Regions from separate parts of the Mus musculus genome. Here region 1 is linked to region 2. Evidence: chromatin loops called from intact Hi-C (ENCODE). Cell type or tissue: heart. All regions are shown on one strand. Links, peaks and the distances in the headings refer to the core of each region. The heading gives the core; the rest is flanking DNA.

The links. A loop is a pair of places that touch in the nucleus more often than their neighbours do. Peaks named below come from ENCODE experiments on the same cell type or tissue, not always from the same donor. Only the 100,000 strongest peaks of a DNase experiment are listed, where the experiment ranks them.
Region 1: a loop joins it to region 2, with 2.6 times the contacts of the local background. A loop is called at or near these places in 1 of 42 quality-filtered maps.

Annotation. Positions count from the first base shown.
Region 1 is chr13:40,782,279-40,785,917 of GRCm38, reverse strand. No RefSeq gene overlaps it. Among named protein-coding and RNA genes, the nearest start is that of Tfap2a, 50 kb to the right of the region's middle. In heart, for the core only: a CTCF peak has its summit at 1,355 (motif pointing left); no DNase peak of the experiment used is centred there.
Region 2 is chr13:40,998,329-41,001,967 of GRCm38, reverse strand. It overlaps Pak1ip1 (PAK1 interacting protein 1), which reads right to left and starts at 958. Exons shown (of 10, transcript NM_026550.3): 1 at 555-958. The coding sequence starts at 638. It overlaps A730081D07Rik (RIKEN cDNA A730081D07 gene), which reads left to right and starts at 822. Exons shown (of 5, transcript NR_155347.1): 1 at 822-902. In heart, for the core only: a CTCF peak has its summit at 1,755 (motif pointing left); DNase peaks (open chromatin) are centred at 937 and 1,427; H3K4me3 peaks cover 1,579 bases; H3K27ac peaks cover 1,059 bases.

The DNA of each region.
Region 1 (3,639 bases), core at 366-2,865, 220 kb after region 2:
ATGGCTCAGCTGGTTGCTCTTCCAGAGGGCGGGGATTCAATTCCTTCCACCCACATGGCAGCTTACCACCATCTGAAACTATAGTTCAAGGGAAGGAGCTCTCAACTTGTGGGTCTCAACCCCTTGGTTCAGTGGGGGCATGGTGGGGGTGTCAAATGACCCTTTCACGGGGTTTCCTAAGACCATCTGAATTTCAGATATTTATACTACCCATTAACAGTGGCAAAATTACAGTTATGACGTTGCAATAAAAATAATTTTATGGTTGGGGAATACCACAACATGAGGAACTGTATTAAAGCATTAGGGATGTTGAGAGCCATGGTTCTCTTTCCTGGTCTCTGATGGCAACTGCATACAGATGGTACACAGACATGTAGGTAAAACTCATGTGCATAAAATCAAAATAAGTAAGAGGGAGAGGGTGGGAAGGAGGGAGAAAGAGAGAGGGAGAGAGCGGGAGAGACAGACAGAGAGAGAGAGAGAGAGAGAGAGAGAGAGAGGATATCTGTGCTTTTGGGATTCCTGGTTCGAAAAATGTATCCTACAAATGTATGCAGGAGCCTTGGGGACAAGGACCCAGGCATCTCTTCCTCACTGTTTAATAAGTACGCTCAAAGGTGCTAGTTAACTGGCCACCGAAGAATCTTGGCAGGACTCTATTTTATTTAGGGCTCTCCTCTTTCCCTGTGAAGGGACAATTGGCAAGTGTTTTCATACATTCACTTGCAAAGGTAAAACTATCATCAAATATTTGTTGAAGATAGACAGACCCCAGGAATGTCACCCAACACAAAATTATAAACTCACTTAAACATTATGAGACCCCCCCCCCCACTCCAGGACACATACCTTGTAACTCAATTGTAGGGTTTTTGAGCATAAATATTGTATATGACAATAACATGTCTAGGATTCAAGACTGGGTCTGGCCTTGAACTGAAGAGCCTTCTGCCTGTTAGGACATTGTCAAACTCTTCAGATATTTTCCCCACAACTGGGTAACTTACTCAGTCTAAATGGAAAAGCACAGGTTTGGTTTTGACAATTACTGCTTAATGCTTTTGTTTTGCAAAAACAGCTCTTTTTTTTTTTTCCTTAGTAGATGTCATTTGTGAAAGATTTCCTCCTAATGTCACAGGATTGCATAGGTAGTGATCTTTATAACGTGTGGGTGGGGCGGGGGGAGGTGGGTTCATGGGAAAAAAAGGGAGTGGGTAAAGGGGTAAAGGGGAGAAGGGGAGCAAGAGAAAGTGGGGAGAGGGAAAGAGGAGAGGGGAGGAGGAAGAAGAGGAAGGGGAGGGAGGGAGCGAGAAAGGCAGAAAGAGCAGTGATATGGTGCCATCTGCTGCTTAAATTATGAATTACAAGGATTTGAGTACTTGGGTTTGACCAGTTGGGCAGTCATTTCAGAACCCCATTAAGAACTATACTTTAGAAACATCAGAGGAAGACCCTGGCTGCTTGTTTCTGAAGGAAGGCCTAGTCACACTCCAGGACAATGCCTTGTTACTGTGGGTGGGCCCCCACTGGAGACCTATAGGGGTCCATCTCATGCCCCGATACAATGTGGACTTTGCATATGTCAGAATCAGCAAGCCCTACAGCTAGAGCCCAAGCTCAACTCCTTCACAGTGAGTCATTCCATCTGCACGCAAAGCACCGGATTCCATGTGAGCAACCCAGACGCTGCTACTGGAAGGCTCGTTGGTGACCTAGCATGGGTACTGCTGTGGTGGTGGACAGTGTGAGAGGTGATCTGAGAGATATCCCCACCAGTCAGATATCTCGGACTAGCTGGGTGTGGTGACTTTTCATCACAGCATTAGGAAGGTAGGGAGGGGCCAGAGAGCTGGATCTGGAGACAGACCTCACAGTGGGATCCTACAGCAGAAAGAAAAATCCCAAAGACAAAAATCATTTCAGAATGCATTAAGGACAGACTCAGGAAAGTTAACATTGCCTGGACAATGCTGTGCACACTTGGAGTGTGAAAGAGATCCGTGTGGGGAAAGTGATGGCAAAATACACACAACAGAAATGTCTTCATCATAATTAGTGTTAGGTGTACAGGTCTGTGATGGTTAAGTTCATTCACACGGTTGTGTAACTGCTACAGACCTCTTCATGTGACAGAGCCGAAAATTTGTCCCCATTGACCTCTCCTTCCTGCCCTCACAGCTCCTGGCAGCTAGTATTCCATTTGATTTCAATTATGGCTCTGTGAGTTCATTTCTTTATATATTTACTTGTGCATGTATGTTTGGAAAGCATGTGAGTGTGTGTGTGGGTGTGTGAAGTGGCAATTTCTGGTTTCTTTAGAGACTCAGTTGTGTCAGGTGATGCTATTCTGAAGACTGTCTTACGAGAGGGTGTTTTTGCTGAAGCACACACATGGGAAGATGTTTTACTAAGAACAGACACATGGTGTTTTTCTGGGGGCAGCCTGGAAAAACGGCACGTGATATTTTCCTAGAGTGGATGCTTGAGAGAACACGTGATGTTTGGAAAGGATATAAACATAGCCCAACAGACAGTGGACGATGCTGGGTGGCATTGGTACACCTTGCCATTCTTTGTTGGTCATCGTTGGGCTTTGCTGATGCTGGTCTTGAGCTGATGATGCTGGGTGCTATTGGTATGCCTTATCATTCTTTGTTAGTTATCATTTGTTGTGACTTCATAGAGGGAAACATACTGAAAAACTTCTGGTGGTGTTCCGGCAAGCCTTGCAATTTCTTCTGGATCAGCCTGCCGTTGCTGGTTCATAAACGGTATTTACAAATAGATTGGGCTGCCACTACTGATTCATGTGAACTAAACAACTGATATCCTGACAACACAGATTGGATTTGATCTAAAATATATTTCTAAACAGGTCCACATCCTCCTTCGCTTTATTAACGTTTCCTTTCCTCTGGTGGGTGGTGGACTAATAGGGATACTAAAACTTTTAAAAACCCTTATTAAAACTAGGTTTTTAAAAAAACTAAGCCTACACATGTGACAGTATGTGTGTGTGTGTGTGTGTGTGTGTGTGTGTGTGTGTGTGTGTGTGCGCGTATGCAAGTGTGTATGAAGAGACTTCAACAGAGATCCTATTGTCATCTGCCATTCTTTGCCATACTGCCTTCAAACTGGACCTTTCACTGTGGCAGTTTGATTGAGATGTCCCTCATAGTCTCCAGTGTTTGAATACCTGGTCCCCAGTTGCTGGTACTGTTTGGGGAGGCTTAGGAGGTGTGGTTTTGCTGGAGGAAGTGTATTACTGCGGTTGGGCATCGAGAGTTCAAAGCTTTGTGCCATTTCTAGTTTGTTTCCTCTGATACCTGATTTCAATTTTGAAGTTGGACTAAATGTATTTAGTATTATGCTATGTTTAGGTATGGCCCCTGTAGACTCACGTGTTTGAACAAGGTTTTAGGGGCCAGGAAGTAGAATGTGGTGATTTGAATGTGGTGAATGAGCTTGATACAGGGAGTGGCACTATTAGGAGGCGTGGCCTTGTTGGAGTAGGTGTGGCCTTGGAAGAAGTGTGTCACTTTGTGGGTGGGCTTTGAGACCCTCCTCCTAGCAGCCTGGATAAACTGCTCCTAGCTTCCTTTGGGTGAAGATGTAGAATTATCAGCTCCTCTTGGA
Region 2 (3,639 bases), core at 746-3,245:
TATTTGAATGCATACATAGATCAGATATGAAAAAGGCAACCCCTTTTGAGCTGGTTCAAAATACGCTGTAGTAGCTAGTTTAAAATACACAATTAATGCTGTCAACTATAGTTACCTTTCAAGGAAAAAAAAAGCAATCAGTCATTCCTCCCATCAAACTTCATTTCTGCAAGCATTAGCCCTCCTCTCTCCGTCACCTCCCTACGTTGGCCCCAACCACTTCTGGCAGCCATTCATCCACTCCCGACAGAGATGAACATTCCTCGTTACCTACTGTAGACATTTTATCTACTATAGCAAGTAAATATTATTTCAATTCTGAGAAGCCTCTACTCTGTAAAGAGCAGGATCTTTCCACACAAGCTCTGAGCTCACTCTCCTCCTGCCTCAACCTCTCGAGAGCTGGGATTAGCTGCATAAACCTGTCCGTTTTCCAACAAAGTCCGCCATCCAAGACCCATAGAGAACCAGCGATAAATAACAACCTCCACGGTCCTGCCCCGGAAGGACCAGCCCGCCTGTCCCCCGCAGCCCCGGGGCTCGCGCTGCCTCACCTCCTGATGGCCACTCTTCGCGGGCCCGCGCTGTACCGTGAACCCAAACAGGACCTGCTCGTAGCTGCCGGCGACCAGCTCCATTCCGCAGCACTCGTGCCGGGCAAGAGACGCCGGCGTGGAGACCCGATGGCTGCGGAGGCTGGCCCTTCCCTTCCTCAGCCGGCGCGCGAGTTATACGTCACCGCCCGGGGGCACCTTTTAGGCGCCTGCAAATGGCAATAACGGAGGACGCGCTCCGTCCTCCGTTACGTGGGACGTCACGTGACCCTTCTGCGACGAGCTTAAGGAAGGAAGCCGCGGGAGGAGGCTCTCAGAGCAGAGAGAAAGAAAAGTTGTGTCAAGCAGGCAAGTCCTGGGAAGCCGTGGGCTCCGCCGGCCTTGGGAAATGGGAGGGAACTTCTCCCCGGAAGCCCCAACTTCCGGCGCGCCTAAGGAAGGGGCGGGCCCACTTCCGGCTCCGGTGGCCAGCGGTTGTCTAGACAACCCTTGTAGTTCCTGGAGGGTTGCTGTGATTTGGGGATCCGGAATGCATTTCCTCCATTTATGATTTTCTTTTCTTGTTTTGTTTTGTTTTGTTTTGAAGACAGGCTTTCACTGTGTAGCCCTGACAGTCCTGGAACTCACTCTGTAGACCAGGCTGGCCTCGAACTCAGAGCTCCGCCTGCCTCTGCCTCCCGGGTGCTGGGATTAACTATGATTTTCTTATTTGCAGCCAGTCTCACTTCGTCGCCCAGCCTGGCGCCTCCTTGCACCCGTTTTCCTCCTGCAGCTTCCCCATGGCTCGGATCACAAGCAAAGGGTTTTGTTTTCGTGCCGAGAGAGAGCAGATTAGGGTCGGCCCGGGGACGGTCAGGGCTCGCGGGACCCGGAGTTGGCAGTGTCCCCTCGCTGGATTGCGAGCCCGGGCCTGCCAGTCCGTGTCCCGCCTGCAGGCAAGCCGTCCATCTCCTCAGCTTTTCTTGCCTACTGGCTTCTTGTATCTAATCAGACTGGCCATGTGCTGACCTATGGTACAGGAAAAAAGATTTGTCTTGAGGGAGGAGGACAGTGGCTACATCTCTACCCGAGTTAAGGGACAAAGTGCAGGGCTGGAGAGATAGCTAGGCGGTTGAGAGCACTGTCTGCTCTTCCAGAGGTCCTGAGTTCATTTCCCAGCAACCACATGGTGGCTCACAAACATCTGTGATGGGGTCTAGTGCCCTCTTCTGGTGTGTCTGAAGGAAGCAATGGTGGTGTACTCCTATGCATAAAGATAAATAAATAAATCTTTAAGGGGGGGAGGTGCAGAGGTTAATGAAAGCAATAATATCCTTTTTTCCTTTCTCTTTAGGCGGGGTCAGGGATGAGTGCATATGTCAAAGCGGGTGGGTTGGTGCTTATGTCAGATCTTCACACAGGCCTGTGAATTAATGGAGTTCTTAAGTGCTTAGACATTGTTTCCAAACACTTGTTCTCTAAGGCTGCAAATTGTCGACACAGCCTCTTTTGCTTGAGTATAGGGGGAAGTAATTAATTTGACTTTGGGTGTTTTGATGATTTTTCAATTGTGTAAAGGCTCTTCCAGTTTGGGCTATTCCACTTGCAACCCTTGTGTTACTTAATTTATCTCCAGGTATTGCTAAGTTGTCCTGAGCATGTTAATCATTTTCACCAGAGAACCACTAAAGTTGGAACATGTCTCCTTAGCTTGGAACAAAGTGAAAAGTCTCATCTTGTCCATACATGGTGTGTTACAGTTTACATTGGGTCATACTCATTTTAATGCAATAGTAATCATATCAAAAAAAATGGGGGTGGGGGATGAGTAAAACTGCTTCAGAACCCTGTGGTTTATTTACCCTATTGTTCCTGGAAGCGCCTCGCCCCCTTATTACCACCAGGGAAATACCAGCTGCTGTTGGAGAAATATAAGTGCGGGTATTTGTTTTGTTTTGTGTTTTTTGTTTTATGGTTTTGTTTTTGAGACAGTGTTTCTCTGTATAGCCCTGGCTGTCCTGGAACTCACTTTGTAGACCAGGCTGGCCTTGAACTCAAGAAATCCACCTGCCTCTGCCTCCCAAGTGCTGGGATTAAAGGCGTGCACCACCATGCCTGGCAAGTGCAGGTATTTTTAAAATTACAACAGAGGAAGTGTGATTGCTAAAAGTTCTTCATCTCCATTTTGTTAATTTCCCTTATCTTTCTTGGAGAAAGTTACCTAAAGATCTCCCATGCTCCTGGTGGCTTGGTAGAATTAGTATTGTGAAAATGGCTGTCCTACTGCAATTAATCTACATATTATAATCTTCTATTATAATATGAATTTTGATATCATAGTTCAAGAATTTAGAAAATTTAGAATTTAGAAATTTAGAAATTTAGAAATTTAGAATTTAGAATTTAGAAAGAATTTAGAAAAATGCCAAATGAATTCCAAATTCATTTGGAACCAGAAATGAGGGGCTATCACAAATAGCCAAAGCAATCCTGAGAAATAAGAACACAGCAAGGAGAATTATAACACCTGACCTCAAATTATACTTTATTAGTGATAACGACAGCCTGGTACTGGTGTAAAAACAGTCAGACTAAAGGAATGGAGGACCTGGAAATGAAATGGTGAGGAAACGCCCACTTGATTTTTCAAGGGAACCAACAAATATGCTTTGGGGGAAAAAGATAACATTCATTAATCGGTACTAGCAAACTGGAGATCTGCTTGCATAAGAATGAAACTAGATGGGCTGGTGAGATGGCTCAGTGGGTAAGAGCACCCGACTGCTCTTCCAAAGGTCCGGAGTTCAAATCCCAGCAACCACATGGTGGCTCACAACCATCTGTAACAAGATCTGACACCCTCTTCTGGTGTGTCTGAAGACAGCTACAGTGTACTTACATATAATAAATAAATCTTAAAAAGAAAAAGAAAAAAAAGGGTGAAACTAGATTCATTCATACTTTTCACATTGTACAAAAAGCAATTCAAAACAGATCAAAGAATTCACAACAAAAAGTGATGATACATCTGGAAAAAAACAATACTTTTTTTTTTTTAATGTTTTTTTCGAGACAGGGTTTCTCTGTGTAGCCCTAGCTGTCCTGG